Linked DNA regions of Homo sapiens: region 1 is linked to region 2. A link is a loop called in an ENCODE intact Hi-C map of the cell type or tissue named here. Cell type or tissue: CD4-positive, alpha-beta T cell. All regions are shown on one strand. Links, peaks and the distances in the headings refer to the core of each region. The heading gives the core; the rest is flanking DNA. Region 1 holds the start of QTGAL (queuosine-tRNA galactosyltransferase). Region 2 overlaps TBCD (tubulin folding cofactor D).

What was found. A loop is a pair of places that touch in the nucleus more often than their neighbours do. Peaks named below come from ENCODE experiments on the same cell type or tissue, not always from the same donor. Only the 100,000 strongest peaks of a DNase experiment are listed, where the experiment ranks them.
Region 1: it touches region 2 in a loop (2.4-fold over the local background); 7 of 110 quality-filtered maps call a loop at or near these places.

The regions. Positions count from the first base shown.
Region 1 is chr17:83,045,374-83,053,694 of GRCh38, reverse strand. QTGAL (queuosine-tRNA galactosyltransferase) reads left to right here and starts at 1,925. Exons shown (of 13, transcript NM_001009905.3): 1 at 1,925-1,958; 2 at 4,910-5,026; 3 at 5,125-5,224. The coding sequence starts at 1,944. LOC124904094 reads right to left here and starts at 2,508. Exons shown (of 4, transcript XR_007065967.1): 1 at 2,450-2,508. In CD4-positive, alpha-beta T cell, for the core only: no CTCF peak of the experiment used is centred there; DNase peaks (open chromatin) are centred at 524, 1,804 and 5,064; H3K4me3 peaks cover 2,395 bases; H3K27ac peaks cover 1,509 bases.
Region 2 is chr17:82,778,524-82,786,844 of GRCh38, reverse strand. It overlaps TBCD (tubulin folding cofactor D), which reads right to left. Exons shown (of 39, transcript NM_005993.5): 7 at 5,124-5,256. Among named protein-coding and RNA genes, the nearest start is that of TBCD, 31 kb to the right of the region's middle. In CD4-positive, alpha-beta T cell, for the core only: CTCF peaks have their summits at 4,676 and 4,875 (motif pointing left); DNase peaks (open chromatin) are centred at 3,994, 4,874 and 5,669.

The sequences.
Region 1 (8,321 bases), core at 245-8,244, 270 kb before region 2:
GTCCACTTGTAAAACAGGCTTTGCAAACAAGGAGGCAATTTAAGGGAAAAAAAACCATCTATGAAGTGATGCTTAACAGAAGTTTGGCTTTGTTGTAACGGTTAATTGACAGAATGATTTGCATTTAATCTTAGTTTTGGACAGCCAAGGATTTGTCCAGGAAGGGCTGCTTACAGCCATGCTCATTAATTGTGAATTACTCATTACTTCAGATCAGCTGGAACAAATCCCAAGCGGGCTTAATCTCTGTGTGCAGGCAGCCCAGGGCTAATGGCAGCAGTCCTTTTTATTGACCCCCACGGCCCTGTCCCCAGTCAACCTCCTCCAAGCAGGGAGTTTCCAGAGGCCTCACAGCCGCCTGGGAGACCCCTCATGGCAGGCTGCTCCCTTGACAAGTTCAGAACTGCTGGGGTTCCCGGCCGCGCGTTCAGGACTCAAATCTGGAGATATCCGCTCTGTGCTCCTCAAGTATAAGGTTAGATAGGGATGGGGCCTGGCCTGTGTTCCTGGCAGGGAAGGCCACCTCTGAGCTCCCCCAGAGCCCGGCCGCCTTCTCCGGGTTCCCAGCCCTGCAGTTCCCAAGGCTGCATGCGGAGGCGGAAATGAGGGCAAAGGTGGAGGGTACCCGGAGCTACTGAGGTCATGTCTTTCCCCAGGCACCCCTTCTCCTGGGGGACCTCACGGTGGGGTCAGGGCCTCACTCCCGGGCACCCCTCCTCCTGGAGGACCTCACGGTGGGGTCAGGGCCTCACTCCCGGGCACCCCTCCTCCTGGGGGACCTCGCGGTGGGGTCAGGGCCTCACTCCCGGGCACCCCTCCTCCTGGGGGACCTCCTGGTGGGGTCAGGGTCTCACTCCTGGGCACCCCTCCTCCTGGGGGACCTCGCGGTGGGGTCAGGGCCTCACTCCCGGGCACCCCTCCTCCTGGGGGACCTCCTGGTGGGGTCAGGGCCTCACTCCTGGGCACCCCTCCTCCTGGGGGACCTCGCGGTGGGGTCAGGGCCTCACTCCCGGGCACCCCTCCTCCTGGGGGACCTCCTGGTGGGGTCAGGGTCTCACTCCTGGGCACCCCTCCTTCTGGGGGACCTCACGGTGGGGTGAGGGCCTCACTCCTGGGCACCCCTCCTCCTGGAGGACCTCCTGGTGGGGTCAGGGCCTCACTCCTGGGCACCCCTCCTCCTGGGGGACCTCGCGGTGGGGTCAGGGCCTCACTCCCGGGTACCCCTCCTCCTAGGGGAGCTAACCCCGGGCACCCCTCCTCCTGGGGGGACATCTCAGTGGGGTCAAGGCCTCAGGCCTGGGCACTTCTCCTGGGGGACCTCGCCCCGGGCACCCTTCCTCCTGGATGACACCCCGGTGGGGTCAGGGCCTCACCCCTCTCCTGGGGCCGTCAAGTGTCCTGCACGCCCTGCTCTCCCTACCGCGTCTGTCTGAAAGGACGCCCTGCAGTCCCCTCGTCCTCCCCGGTCAAGTAGCACAGCCCACAGCCCGGGTGAAATGCAACGACCTTTTACATATCAGCCTTGCTTGAGGCTTTACAGCAACTCCAGGCCGCCTGGCTTGGGTTTGCAGCGCGGCGCCCTCGCACAGCCCCGCCTTCCCCGCGGCGGCGTCTACGGGGGACCAGAGATTGTGACGCGCGCCCTAGGGGAGAGCAGGAGGCTTCCACGGGCCAAGGAGGCGGCTCCGAGAGGTGACCCGGGACCGGGGCGTGGCCCAGGGCGGAAGACTGAGGCGGCGACCTCCCGGCCCCGCCCCGCGCCGAGCAGCCCCGCCCCTTCCACGCCCCTCCGGGAGGCCCACCCCTATGGACGCCGCTCTGCACCAATCGGAGATTGCCTGGCCTCAGACCCGCCTCCTGGTGCCGCCCGCGCAGGCGCCGTAGGCCGAAGCGGCGGGATGAGCGGAGCCGGCGTGGGCGGGGCGTCCGAGGAGAGCCAGGCCATGCAGGCCCACGTGGTAGGTGCCAGCGGGGAGGGTGCCCCGCCGTGCAGGCTGGGTCCTCGCGTCCCCTCACCCCGCCCTCCAGTCCTCTCTCGCTCCGGGGTTCGCAGCCCCGCACCGCCTCTCGGGCTCACCTACGGGGTCTCCGCCCTGAGCAGCCCTTAGGCCCCGCGGGCGAGCGCGGCTGCGCGTGCGGGGGACGCTCGGGATTGGAGCCCGCGGGGCGCGGCCGAGATCTGCAGCTCCGGCTGCGCTTCCTGCCCCCGTCCCGCGAGCGTGGCCTCCTCACCGACCTTCCTCGTTCTGATTTTGAAGCTTCCGGGCTCGGAGCTCAGGCAGTTCCCCGTTCGCCCTCACCTGGTCGTGGGGTGGAGGAACGGCGCACCTGCCTCATCCCCGCCCGCCTGCCCCGCGCTCCTTCCCCGCGCCCGCACACCTGCCTCGCTCCCGCCTCGCTCCTGCGCACCTGCCCCGCCCCCGCGCACCTGCCCCCGCACCTCACACACCTGGTCCGCGCACCTGCGCATCTGCCTCGCTCTTACGCACCTGCCTTGCCCCTGCACGCCTGCCCTGCACACCTGCCCCGCCCCCGCACACCTGCCCCACACCCCACACACGTGCCCCGCGCTCCTGACTCGCCCCCGCGCACCTGCCGCGCGCACCTGCCTCGCTCCCGCACCCCACACACCTGGTCTGCACACCTCCCCGTGCCCCACACCTGCCTGCACACCTGTCCGTGTGCCCCCACACAACCTCGCACCCCACACGTCTGCCGTCACACATTCCCGGCACACTTGCCCATGCCCCACACACACGTCTTGTGCCTGCACACCTGCTTCACACACCTGCTCTGCGTCCTGCATACATGCCCGTGCCCCATACCTGCCCGTGCACCTGCCGTGCACACCTGCCTGCGCATCCCACACACCTACCTGCACACCTCCTCCGTGCCCACACACCTGCCTGTGTGCCCAGCACACTTACCCCAAACACGTGCCCTAAAAACCTGCCCTTAAGCCCCGAACACCTTCCCCGTGCTCCGGCAGAGGCTGGAGCAAAGGCCCTCAGGGTTCAGACCCAGCCAATAGGCCGATGCAGGGAACAACCACAGGGATGTAGGATTAGCAGTCGCCCAAAGGCTCAGCATGTTTTCTGTTTTTTGTTTTTTTGTTTGTTTTTTTTCCAGCCTTTTTTCTTTTTTATTCCAGTCTTACTAAAATTGGTAACAGGTGAATCAAGGTCTATCTTTGATAGAAACATTATATTTTGTAGATCTTGAGAAAAATTATTTCCTTCTTTTCCTCTAAGTAAATCCAAACTAAGGTAAATTTGTAAATAAATTAGGGAACTCGTTTTATTTTTTTTTTAATTTTTATTTTTTGAAATGGAGTTTCACACTCGTTGCCCAGGCTGGAGTACAATGGCGCGAGCTCGGCTCACCGCAACCTCTGCCTCCCGGGTTCAAGCGTTTCTCCTGCCTCAGCCTCCCGAGTAGCTGGGATTACAGGCATGCACCACCACACCAGGGTAATTTTGTATTTTTAGTAGGGACGGGGTTTCTCCATGTTGGTCAGGCTGGTCTTGAACTCCCGACATCAGATGATCTGCCCGCCTCGGCCTCCCAAACTGCTGTGATTACAGGCGTGAGCTACCGCGCCCGGCCAGAACTCGTTTTATTCTTATTAACCTAAGTCCAGGAAGAGACAGAGTGAGGTTTCATTTGTAAAGAACTTGACTAAATTGTGTTTTCAACACAATTTCAACTTTTCTTTTTTGGATATAAATTAAGGGTGAGGACAGACTAATCTCTTAAGTATCGCTCCGTATCACTTAATATTATAATGTATGAAATTAAGACTTAACTCCTGTAATCAGTTGTTTTGTTGGCATTGAATTTCCTGGTTTTACTCCATCCCACTTTATAAATTTTTGTTTTGGGCTTCATGAGAAAAGGACAATGAGAAAAGGACACTAGCTACACTAGCCCGAAACGAAGTGTAGGACAAAGGAATCGAGAGATGGACGTCAGGCCTCCCATTTGCTCAGCTGGGTTCTTTGAACACCTCCTGCCCGATACTTTGTTAAAACATTGTTTTTTGTGGGCTGAGGGGTTACTTAAAGGGGTTACTTTGTTGCAGGTTTTCTAACATGGTTTGCCGAAATGCTTATTCCACCTAGAACATGACCAGCCAGCACCTGTAATCCCAGCTACTCGGGAGGCTGAGGCAGGAGAATGGCGTGAACCCGGGAGGCAGAGCTTGCAGTGAGCCGAGATCGAGCCACTGCACTCCAGCCTGGGTGACAGAGCGAGACTCCATCTCAGAAAAAAAAAAAAAAAACCAACCAGTTATTTTCATGAGTGAGTTGGAAGATACCCAGATACTTGTTTCAACCAAAATGATGTTTCTGATCAGTGATTGGAAAACTCATGATTTACCATTGAGTTGGGAACAATTTGATGCCTTTCAGTTTTTTTGTTTTGTTTTGTTTTGTTTTTTTGAGACAGAGTCTTGCTCTGTCACCCAGGCTGGAGTGCAGTGGTGCAATCTCAGCTCACTGCAAGCTCCGCCTCCCGGGTTCACGCCATTCTCCCGCCTCAGCTTCCCGAGTAGCTGGGACTACAGGAGCCTGCCACCACGCCTGGCTAATTTTTTGTATTTTTAGTAGAGATGGGGTTTCACCATGTTAGCCAGGATGGTCTCAATCTCCTGACCTTGTAATCCACCCACCTCGGCCTCCCAAAGTCCTTTCAGTTTTTTTTTCACTTTCAAAAACATGTAGAAGGCAGTTCAGGGAAAGCTAAGACGTAAAGAATCTTACAAGCATGTTAAGAGCCTGGAGAAAAGGAGTGGACACCTTTTGTTTGTCACGGCATATGTGCGGGTGGTGAAGGGGAGGTAAATTAGAGCCATGGAAAGGGAACTAAGTTTTCACACTTCTGTTAATCCATTTCTTTTGAATTCCAGTCTATTATCCTCCCAGTCCACAACGCTGAACCGTGGCTGGACGAATGTTTGAGGTCTGTTTTGCAACAGGACTTTGAAGGTACCATGGAGCTGTCTGTTTTCAATGATGCCAGTAAGGTTTGTAGGAACTTCCTGTCGGGTGACTCAGCCCCAGTGTAAGCAACGGTTGACTGTTCGGAGGGAAGTTTCCTGACCTGCCAGTGTTCTGCTTTCAGGACAAGTCTGGGGCTATCATTGAAAAATGGAGAGTGAAGCTGGAAGATTCTGGTGTCCACGTGATCATTGGGGGGCACGATTCTCCCTCTCCTAGAGGCGGTAAGTAAACATGCTTAGTTTATTAAACTATAATTCGTGGTTTCTTATCAACTTACGTACCGAAACAGTTTCATGTTGTTCAAATACTGACAAAAAGTATCCTGGTGGTAATTGGATATACCACTTATTAAGAACCTAGTAGAGGCCAGGTGTGGTGGCTCACACCTGTAATCCCAGCACTATGGGAGGCCAAGGCAGGCGGATCCTTTGAGGTCAAGAGTTCAAGACCAGCGTGGCCAACATGGTGAAACCCCATCTTTACCAAAAAATACAAAAATTAGCCGGGCGTAGTGGCACACGCCTGTAATCCCAACTACTTGGGAGGCTGAAGCATGATAATTGCTTGAACCCGGGAGGCAGAGGTTGCAGTGAACCGAGATCGTGCCACTGCACTCCAGCTGGGGTGACAGAGCAAGACTCCATCTCAAAAAAGAGAAAGAGAGAGAGAAAGAGAGGAAGGAAGGAAGGAAAGAAGGAAGAAAGGAGAGGGAGAGAAAATGAAAGAAAGAGAAAAAGAAAGAAAAGAAAGAACCTTAGTAGACCTAAAATTTTTTATTGTTTGGTAGGATTTATTATAGACCTAAATTTCTTATTCTTTGGTAAGGATTTATTATAGACCTAAATTTCTTATTCTTTGGTAGGATTTATTATAGACCTAAGTTTCTTATTCTTTGGTAGGGATTTATTGTAGACCTAAATTTCTTATTCTTTGGTAGGGATTTATTATAGACCTAAGTTTCTTATTCTTTGGTAGGGATTTATTATAGACCTAAATTTCTTGTTCTTTGATAAGGATTGATTATAGACCTAAGTTTCTTATTCTTTGGTAGGGATTTATTATAGACTTAAATTTCTTGTTCTTTGATAAGGATTGATTATAGACCTAAGTTTCTTATTCTTTGGTAGGGATTTATTATAGACCTAAATTTCTTATTCTTTGGTAGGGATTTATTATAGACCTAAGTTTCTTATTCTTTGGTAGGGATTTATTATAGACCTAAATTTCTTTTTCTTTGATAAGGATTGATTATAGACCTAAGTTTCTTATTCTTTGGTAGGGATTTATTACTATGATCTGAATGTCTGTGCCCACCCCGAGATTCATATTTGGAACCCCCAGGGTGATAGTATTAGGATGACATTAGGTGGGGACTTTGGGAGGTGATTAGGACATGAGGGTGGGGCCTCACCAATGAGATTAGTGCCCTTATAAAAGAGGCCGCTCAGAGCTCCCTCACCCCTCCTGCTCTGTAAGAACACAGGGAGAAGGCACCTCTGTGAGCCAGGAAGGGGCCCTCACTAGACACTGAATCTGCTGGAGCGTTACTCTTGGATTTCCCAGGCTCCAGAACTGTGAGAAGCCCCTTCTGCCACCCAGTCTGGGGTATTCTGCGGTGGCACGCAGGCTCTTCCAACCCTGGCAACCACTCGCCTGCTTTCTGTCTCTGTAGATTTGCCTGTTCTGGACATTTCATGTGAATGGAGTCAGGTTCCACGTGCTCTTTTGTAACCGGCTTCATTTAGCATAACGTTTTAACGTTCCTCTGTGCTGTGGCATGTATCGTGCTCCGTTCCTTTTTCTGGGAGGATGATATGCAGTTGTACATAAGTACCATGTTTTGTGTGTCTGTTTGTCAGGCAGTGGACATTTGAGTTGTTCTACCCTTTGATACTGTGAATGATGACAGTCTGAACATTTGTGTACAGTTGTTGTTTGAACACTGGTTTTCAGATCCTTTGGGTATATTCCTTGGTGTAGAATTTCTGGCTCATATTGTAATTCTGTGTTTAACATACTGAGGAGCTGCCAAACTTTTCCACAGTGGATGCATTTTACATTCCTACCAGCAATGTATGAACGTTCCAATTTCTACATATCCTCATCAACACTTGTTATTTTCTGTTTTTTAAATTATAGCCATGCTAGTGGGTGTGAAGTGGTGTCTCACTGTGGTTTCCATTTGAATGTCCTTGTTGACTAAAGATGTTGTGCCTCTTTTCGTGTGCTTGTTGGCCATTTATATATCTTCCTTGGGCCAGGCATGGTGACTCACGCCTCTAATCCCGGCACTTCGGGAGGCCGAGACGGGTGGACCACCTGAGGTCAGGAGTTTGAGACCAGCCTGGCCAACATGGTGAAACCCCATCTCTACTAAAAATACCACAAAAAAAAATTAGCCAGGTGTGGTGGCATGCACCTGTAATCTCAGCCACTTGGGAGGCTGAGGCAGGAGAATCGCTTGAACCCGGGAGGCAGAGGTTGCAGTGAGCCGAGATGGTGCCACTGTACTTCAGCCTGGGTGACAGAGTGAGACTCCATCTCAAAATAAATAATAAAAAATAAATGGGCCGGGTTTGGTGGGTCATGCCTGTTATCCCAGCACTTTGGGAGGCCAAGGCGGGTGGATCACCAGAGGTCAGGAGTTCAAGACCAAGCTGCCCAACATGGTGAAACCCCGTCTCTACTAAAAATACAAAAATTAGCTTGGAGTAGTGGCAGCGGCCTTTAATCCCAGCTACTCAGGAGGCTGAGACAGAAGAATTGCTTGAACCCGGGAGGCAGAGATCGCGATCTCTGCTGTGAGCCGAGATCGTACCATTGGACTCCAGCCTGGCAACAAGAGCAAAACTCCGTCTCAAAAAATAATAAATAAATAAATAAATGTATATCTTCCTTGAAGAAATGTTTATTCAAGTATTTTGGCCATTTTAAAAATTGAGCTGTATGTGTTTTCATTGTTGAATTGTAAGAGCTCCTTATATGTTCTGGACACTAGAGCTTTATTATATATAATTTGCAATTTTTTTCCCGTTCTTTGGGTTATCTTTTCACCCTCTCGAGAGTGTCCCTTGATGCACAAAAGGCTTATGATTTTGATGAAGACAAAAATCTAATTTATCTATTATTTCTTTTGTGGCGTGTGCTTTTGGTGTCATTTCTAAGAAGCCACGGCTAAATCAAGGTCACGAAGATTTTATCTGTATGTTTTCTTCAGAATTATACTTGTAGCTCTTATATTTAGGCCTTTGATCTATTTTGACTTAATTTTTATGTATGGTGTGAAGCAAAGGTCCAGCTTCATTCTTTTGTAAGTAG
Region 2 (8,321 bases), core at 82-8,081:
CATCAAAAAAAAAAAAAAAAAAAGTAAAGAACCGAACCCACAACAAAGAAACTGCAGAACTAGACACATGTGGCCACAAGACCCTCCCAAGCCGAGAAGGACTCGGAGCCCTGCACCCAGGGGACACCGTGGAGCCCTCCAAGGCAGCCTGAACGCAGTGGCCCACAGCCCCTCACCAGGAGGCTGCCTCTCCCACAGCCAGCCTGGCCAGAAGGTGGCACGCCTCACCTGCCTGCAAGTCCCTGGGCAGCCACAGCTGGCTCCAGCCCCAAGGCTGGGATATCCTGCTGACCCAACAGCATGGGGTGGGGACGGCAGAGGAGGGGAGGCTCCCAGGCCAGGCTGACGAGAGCTGCAGGAGACCCCTAGAAGCCCGTTAAGAGACCGGACAGAGATCAAATTTGCCTCCCCTCCCAAAGCAGCACCCACACTCGGGGCAGGGCTAACGGCCTCCCCTGCAGAGGCACCACACTCGGGGCAGAGCCATTGGAGACAACCAGCTCTGGTCACATCCTGTTAGACCTCCCATTTGCTCCCCTGACCTGAGATGTTTTTCCCCCACAGCACTGAGTTTTATTAGGGATTTCATTAAGGTTAAATTTCTAAGGATGAGGGAATCCTAGAGGGCAGAGAAGCCCTCGAAGCCACCTCAGATCCTGTGAGCCACAGGTTCTACGGTGGGATCGCCACCTGGTTCCAGGTGCAGATGATTATAAGGACACTGCTTTGGCCCCACGGGCTGGTAGGCTGGTTAATTCTTCCCCACCCAGAACACGATCATGAAGGCCGTGAAGCTGAAGAGCTGCTTACACAATATTCCAAGAAGCAGGTGTGCGGGACATATCCACATGGATCCTGACACACATGTAGGTGCCAACATTGTCATTTCACCAGTCCAACCTCAGGCCAGGTGGTCCCAGTCACAGCATGGACCCCCTCCCACTGCGATGGGTCGGGTCCAGTGGTCCCAGTCACACAGCATGGACCCCCCTCCCGCTGCGATGGGTCGGGTCCAGTGGTCCCAGTCACACAGCATGGACCCCCCTCCCGCTGCGATGGGCGGGATCCAGTGGTCCCAGTCACACAGCATGGACCCCCCTCCCGCTGCGATGGACGGGATCCAGTGGTCCCAGTCACACATCATGGACCCCCCTCCCGCTGCGATGGGTGGGATCCAGTGGTCCCAGTCACACAGCATGGACCCCCCTCCCGCTGCGATGGGTCGGGTCCAGTGGTCCCAGTCACACAGCATGGACCCCCCTCCCGCTGCGATGGGTCGGGTCCAGTGGTCCCAGTCACACAGCATGGACGCCCCTCCCGCTGCGATGGGTGGGATCCAGTGGTCCCAGTCACACAGCATGGACCCCCCTCCCGCTGCGATGGGTCGGGTCCAGTGGTCCCAGTCACACAGCATGGACCCCCCTCCCGCTGCGATGGGTCGGGTCCAGTGGTCCCAGTCACACAGCATGGACCCCCCTCCCGCTGCGATGGGTGGGATCCAGTGGTCCCAGTCACACAGCATGGACCCCCCTCCCGCTGCGATGGGTCGGGTCCAGTGGTCCCAGTCACACAGCATGGACCCCCCTCCCGCTGCGATGGGTGGGATCCAGTGGTCTCAGTCACACAGCATGGACCCCCTGTCGCTGCGATGGGTGGGATCCAGTGGTCCCAGTCACACAGCATGGACCCCCCTCCCGCTGCGATGGGTGGGGTCCAGTGGTCCCAGTCACACAGCATGGACCCCCCTCCCGCTGCGATGGGTGGGGTCCAGTGGTCTCAGTCACACAGCATGGACCCCCTGTCGCTGCGATGGGTGGGATCCAGTGGTCCCAGTCACACAGCATGGACCCCCCTCCCGCTGCGATGGGTGGGGTCCAGTGGTCTCAGTCACACAGCATGGACCCCCTGTCGCTGCGATGGGTCGGGTCCAGTGGTCTTAGTCACAGCACGTACCCCTTTCCCACTGCAATGGTTCGGGGAGCTGCGGCAGTTGCCACACCCCATGCCACCAGCCGGGTAAGGCTCATGGTCTTCCACACGCATGTCATACTTCTTGGCAGTAGCGGCCCATTCTTCTGGGGTCTTAGGGACCTAAGAGCGTGTCCTTGGTCATGTGGGAGGCTGTCTGTACACCCAGCATCACAAACATTAAGGTGAAGCTACCAGAATTCCCAGGACCCCCACCCTGGCCACTGCCATCTACCCCTTCTTCATGTTTCCTCAGTGAGACCCAAGGCAAAAAATGAAGAATCCAATTGCAACTAAATCCACCACCTTTACCAGAATTGCCTAAAACATAAAACGCACATTCCCTGAGGATCCATGGACCAATGGCACAGTGGGTACGTCCGAGACCTGAGTCCTCCCTGCCCTACCCCTCCACCCCCGTACCCTTCAAGGCCAGCCTCAGCCTGCCCTGACCTCCACGATAGCAATGAATCCTCTTTAGGCATTGAGGATGCTGCCCCAGCACGGCCGGAACGAGGGGCACCTGGGGACACAGACAGCACATCTGTACCTGCAATGCCCAAAAATGCCTGGCATGAGGAGGTCCTCTATTTCATCAGTACGACAGGTATGCCACCAGAAAAATCTTTTTAGAAAGACTCCAGAAAGATGAAAACATTCCAAATTTTGTTTAAAATTTTATTAAAAACTAGTGTTGTGTACCCAAGGGTACTGAAAGTATTAAGTTGGGTTTGTTTTTTCTGTTTTTTTTTTCTGGCAGAGTCTTGCTCTGTCACCTAGGCTGGGGTGCAGTGGCATGATCTCGGCTCACTCAACCTCCGCCTCCCAGGTTCAAGCAATTCTCCTGCCTCAGCCTCCGGAGTAGCTGGGATTACAGGCCCACGCCACTATGCCTGGCTATTTTTTGCATTTTTAGTAGAGATGGGGTTTCACCACGTTGACCAGGCTGGTCTCGAACTCCCGACCTCAAGTAATCTGCCTGCCTCGGCCTCCCAAAGTGCTGGGATTATAGGCATGAGCCACCGCGCCCGGCCTGAAAGCATTAAGTTTAAACAAAAACTTGCACATGAAAGTTCTTCACAGCGTAATTTGTAAGAGCAGAAAATACCCACACACTGGCATATGGAAAATACCCACACGCTGGCATATGGAAAATACCCACACGTTGGCTTATGATTCGGCCATAAAGGGAACGAGGCACTGACAACACCACAGCGCAGATGAACCTTGGACACATCGGGCTCAGTGAAGGCCAGACGCAAAAGGCTGTGTCGTGTACGACTCTGGTGAGGTGAGATGTCCGCAACCAGCAAGTCCACAGGGACAGCACATGGATCCACGGCTGCAGGGGCTGGGGAAGGTGAGGGACGGACTGCTCGGTGCAATCAAGGTTTCTCTCACGATGATGACAGTGTCCTGAAGTTAGATAATGGTGATGACCGCACAGAAAACTACAGAATTGTTTACCTTAGAAGGATAAATTACTTGTGGTATGTGAATTATATCTTGATTTTTGAAAACTGCTGAATCTGTCACATTTATGTGGAGGTTGAGGGGACGCCTGAAGAAAACAGACATCACCTGGGCAGAGCACAGGCTCCAGGAAACACGTCTGCAGTTTTCTCTCACACGTCTGAAACCTTTTCCTCATTTCAAAGGCTGCCCTCCTGAAGACCACGGCAGCATGACCGGGAAGCAGCAGACATTGAGGAGGACACTTCCCAATTCCCCCTCAAGAAACGTATGCCCCCACCCCAGGCTATCACTCCCACAGCCCCCCTCCACCCAGCTGACAGCCTCCCGCTCCCTGGCAGAACCTGCCACGGCCAGGACAAAACCGCGGGCAGGAAGATGATACCACAGACAGGAAGACGACGCCGCGGACAGGAGGGCACAGCGGACAGGAGGCCACCATGGACAGGAGGGCACCGCGGACAGGAGGCCGCCATGGACAGGAAGACGACACCGCAGACAGGAAGACAACGCCATGGACAGGAAGACAACACTGAGGACATGAGGACGCCTCTGCGGACAGGAGGACGCCACCGCAGACAGGACGACGCCACCGCAGACAGGACGACGCCACAGACAGGAAGACAACGCCGCGGATAGGAAGACAATGCCGCGGATAGGAAGACGATGCTGCGGACAGGAGGACGACGCCACGGACAGGAGGACGCCGTGGCGAGGTGGCACTCATCATCTCCCCTAAAACGCGCTCCAAAGTGTCCTTCCAGGCGCGGCGGCTCAAGCCTGTAATCCCAGCACTTTGGGATCATCACAAAGGCAGGAGGATCACTTGAGGCCAGGAGTTTAAGACCACCCTGACCTACATAGCAAGACCCTGTCTCTATAAAATATATTTTTTAAACAAGAACAAAGTGCCCCGCTCCTCAGAGGGACCACAGGCTCCACAGCGTGAGACAAGGATGAGAAGTGCTCTCAAAGCCTCACCCGCTGTAATTAAAGAGAGAAGAAGGCGCTGAACCCACCACGCCAAAGGCCACAGCCGGCTGCCGGCTCCCCCTCCAGAAGGCTGACCAGGGAGCTGCAGCCTCCAGGACGCTGACCCAAAAGAGGCTTTGCCCTCTTCTGAGACTTGACCTTTCCTCCTCGTTAGCACAAGAAAAGGTAACACAAGAGACAATCAGAGCGAAAGGGCAGGGAAAGGGCTGGCAAAGGGCTGCAGCCAGGGCACTAACCAGGCACCTGCAGGCAGAGGCCAGGGTCTGTGTCCCAACGAAGCAGTCAGGAACATCCAACCCGAGCCCAGTGCAAAGGAACAGAATCAAATTTCAACTCACCCACCTTGTTTTATTAGAGCTCGTTCAGTCTCTGCACTTAAACAGGAACTAAGCAGCCCAGATGCAGAGAAACCTACCCTGGGGAGCCCCGGCTGCGTGGCACCACTGCCCTCTGCTGGCAACAGGTGGGGCTCCAAGCCCATCCACCAGCACCAGCGCAGAAACCAGCCCTGCCTGAGGCAGGACCCAAAGCAGAGGGAAAAGGAAACTGCCCAAGACCCTGGCCCGGTTAAATCAATCCCACGGGGTTCCAATTACGTCAAGATGGAATCACAGGTAACATCATTCCGTGGTCCCCATGTAAGGCGCCATTTCCCTGCGATCTCCACAGCCCCTGCGGGCAGCACTTACCAGGGCCTGCAGCGTCCCATCCATGGTGATGACCCCCTGCATGGTCTGGAAGGAGGAACGGGCCAGATTGCACAGGCTCCAGTCCAGGAACTCAGCCATCTTGCTTTGCTTGACATCAGGACGTGTGATAAATCTGCCAAAAGGATACAGCTCAACCAAGGCCTCAGCACTGAGACCTCGCCCACGCCTCACCAGCCCACCCCACACACACCCACCTCCCCAGGCCCTCCCACCTCACGCACCCTTACACCAAGATGCCAGCTCTGTACTGAGTCCTGTCCTCCTCCAGCTAGTTCCTCCTCTCTCCAACCCTAGAAACCAAGTCGCTGCCCTGACCAGGGCCCTCAGCAGCCGGTTCCCCACCACAACCTCTCAGGTCGCAGGCCTACTGCCCATCCCCCCCCGCCTGCCCCCTCCACCCCCCCAGTTTTACCTGTCCCCATCACCGCCAGGGAGCCCCTGCCCACTTCTCAGCCCCTCCCTCCTCCCTGGACCCAACTCTGCATCCCTTGACCTCAGGACACCGTGCCCACGTGCAAGGCCTGGCCCCGGCAGCTGGGCCCCAGCCCCTGGGACCTCCCTCCCCCACACCTGCCATGCGTCTTGTGCACAGGCCTGTTTCCACAGCCAGCTGCTCGTGTAGCCCCATGAAAGTCTTCCCTGTTGGACTCGGCCTCGTGTTCCAGGCAGTGCTCACACTCCCCACCCCTCTTGCAGCCCGGCCTCAGCGCAGGACACCTTGAGCACACAGAGCTCCCAAACCAAAAGCCCAAATCTGGCCGGGCGCAGTGGCTCATGCCTGTAATCCCAGCACTTTGGAGGACGAGGAGGGCGGATCACGAGGTCAGGAGTTCGAGACCAGTCTGGCCAACATAGTGAAACCCTGTCGCTATTAAAAATACACAAAAAATTAGCCGGGTGTGGTGCTGTGCGCCTGTAATCCCAGCTACTCAGGAGGCTAAGGCCAGAGAATCGCGTGAACCCGGGAGGCGGAGGTTGCAGTGAGCCAAGATTGTGCCACTGCACTCCAGCCTGAGAGACAGAACAAGACTCTGTCTCAAAAAAAAAAAAAAAAAGCCCAAGTCTTCCTTTTTTTTGAGATGGAGTCTTGTGCTGTCACCCAGGCTGGAATGCAGTGGTGTGATCTTGACTCACTGCAACCTCTGCCTCCCAGGTTCAAGCAATTCTCCTGCCTCAGCCTCTCGAGTAGCTGGGACTACAAGCGCACGCCACCATGCCCAGCTAATTAGCCCAGATCCTCCTGATTTCTCCACCAGGAGTTCATAGGCCAGGCCCCCAGCTTGCCTCCATGATCGAGACTGGCACTGCCACACGGAGAACAGACAAGGCCCTTCCCTCCCACAGCTGACACTCTGGAGAGAAACGACAAACAGCTGGGGACTTCCACAGTGCAAAGAAAAGTTACGAAGGAAACGGGAGGGCATGGCCTCGTTAGAGAGAGGACGGAAGCCACGGAGCTCAACGAGGGGGGCTGCAAAACCTGGGAGGAAAGTGCTGCTGCCCAGGGAAGCAGGAGAGCCAGGGCCCAGGGCAGAAGGGAGCCAAGGGAACTCGCGAACTGCAAAGGCAACATGGTCGAAGCAGAGCAGCCGAGTGGGAGAGGTGCTGGGGACAGGACCAGTACTGGCCAAGCCTGCCCACCTCCTCTTTAGGCCATGCCGGCAGGTCTGACTGGCATCCTAGCCACACCTTTATGGGGTGGGGGGAAGGAGACGGCAGTGATGCCAGGAGGGAGGCACCAGGCGCTCCCTCAACAGCCACAAGGCCACCTCCCGGAAGGGACACTTGGGAGGGCCAGGAGGCGGAAGAGTCCACGTGGGGGAGTGCCCCACGCGACGCCCACGAGACAGCTACGTGGAGACCCCAGGCAAGGTGAGACGTGGAAGCTGGAGCTGCCAGGCTATGACGCCCAACCTCCCTCCGGCCCCCACGTCATCTCCACTGCAACTTCAACTCCGGCCATCCCACCTTCCCGGCCCTTGTTCCAGCACATCCATCTAGTTGGCCTGCGCGAGAGCCGGCTCCATGCTTCCGTGGGGACAAGCCCTCTCAGGGCACTTAACACACAGGAGACAGCCACGCACGTGCCATCCTACTCGGTCATGGCCCTCACAAAACAGAAGCGCTGCCCAGCTGACAGGACGGCTGGCACCTGCCAACTGCTCGTAACAGCAAGGACCTCTCCCCTCCGCCACTGTCCCTGTGGAGCATGCTTAGGGAGGGGCTCAGCATGAACAATGGGGAAAGAAGTCCCTATTTCCAGAAAGTAAAGAATCATTTGGCTGGGCACAGTGGCTCACCCCTGTAATCCCAGCAATTTGGGAGGCGGAGGTGGGTGAATAGCTTGAGTTCAGGAGTTCAAGACCAGCCTGGTAAACATGGTAAGACCCCCATCTTGGCCAGGCGCAGTGGCTCAAGCCCGTAATCCCAGCACTTTGGGAGGCCAAGGCAGGTGAATCACGACGTCAGAAGTTCGAGAACAGCCTGTCTTGCACCCCATCTCTACTAAAAATATTAAAAAATTAGCTGGGCATGGTGGCGCATTCCTGTAATCCCAGCTACTCGGGAGGCTGAGGCATGAGAATCACTTGAACTCAGGAGGCGGAGGTTGCAGTGAGCCGAGATCTCACCATTGCACTCCAGCCTAGCAACAGAGCAAGACCCCGTAAAAATAAATAAATAAATAAATAAATAAATAAACCCCATCTCTAGAAAATAATACAAAAATTAGCCAGGCATGGCCGGGCGCAGTGGCTCATGCCTGTAATCCCAACACTTTGGGAGGTCAAGACGGGTGGATCACCTGAGGTCAGGAGTTTGAGACCACCCTGGCCACTATGGTGAAACCCCGTCTCTACTAAAAATACAAAAATTAGCCAGGGGTGCTGGCGCACACCTGTAATCCTAGCTACTCAGGAGGCTGAGGCAGGATAATCACTTGAACCAGGGAGGCAGAGGTTCAGTGGAGCTGAGATCACGCCATTGCACTCCAGTAGAGCCAAAATCACGCCACTGCACTCCAGCCTGGGCAACAAGAGCAAAGCTCCGTCTCAAAAAAAAAAAAAGAAAAAGAAATTGGCTGGGTGTCGTGGCATGCGCCTGCAGTCCCAGCTACTGGGGAGGCTAAGGTGGGAGGATTGCTTGAGCCTAGGAGATGGAGGTTGCAGTAAACTGTGA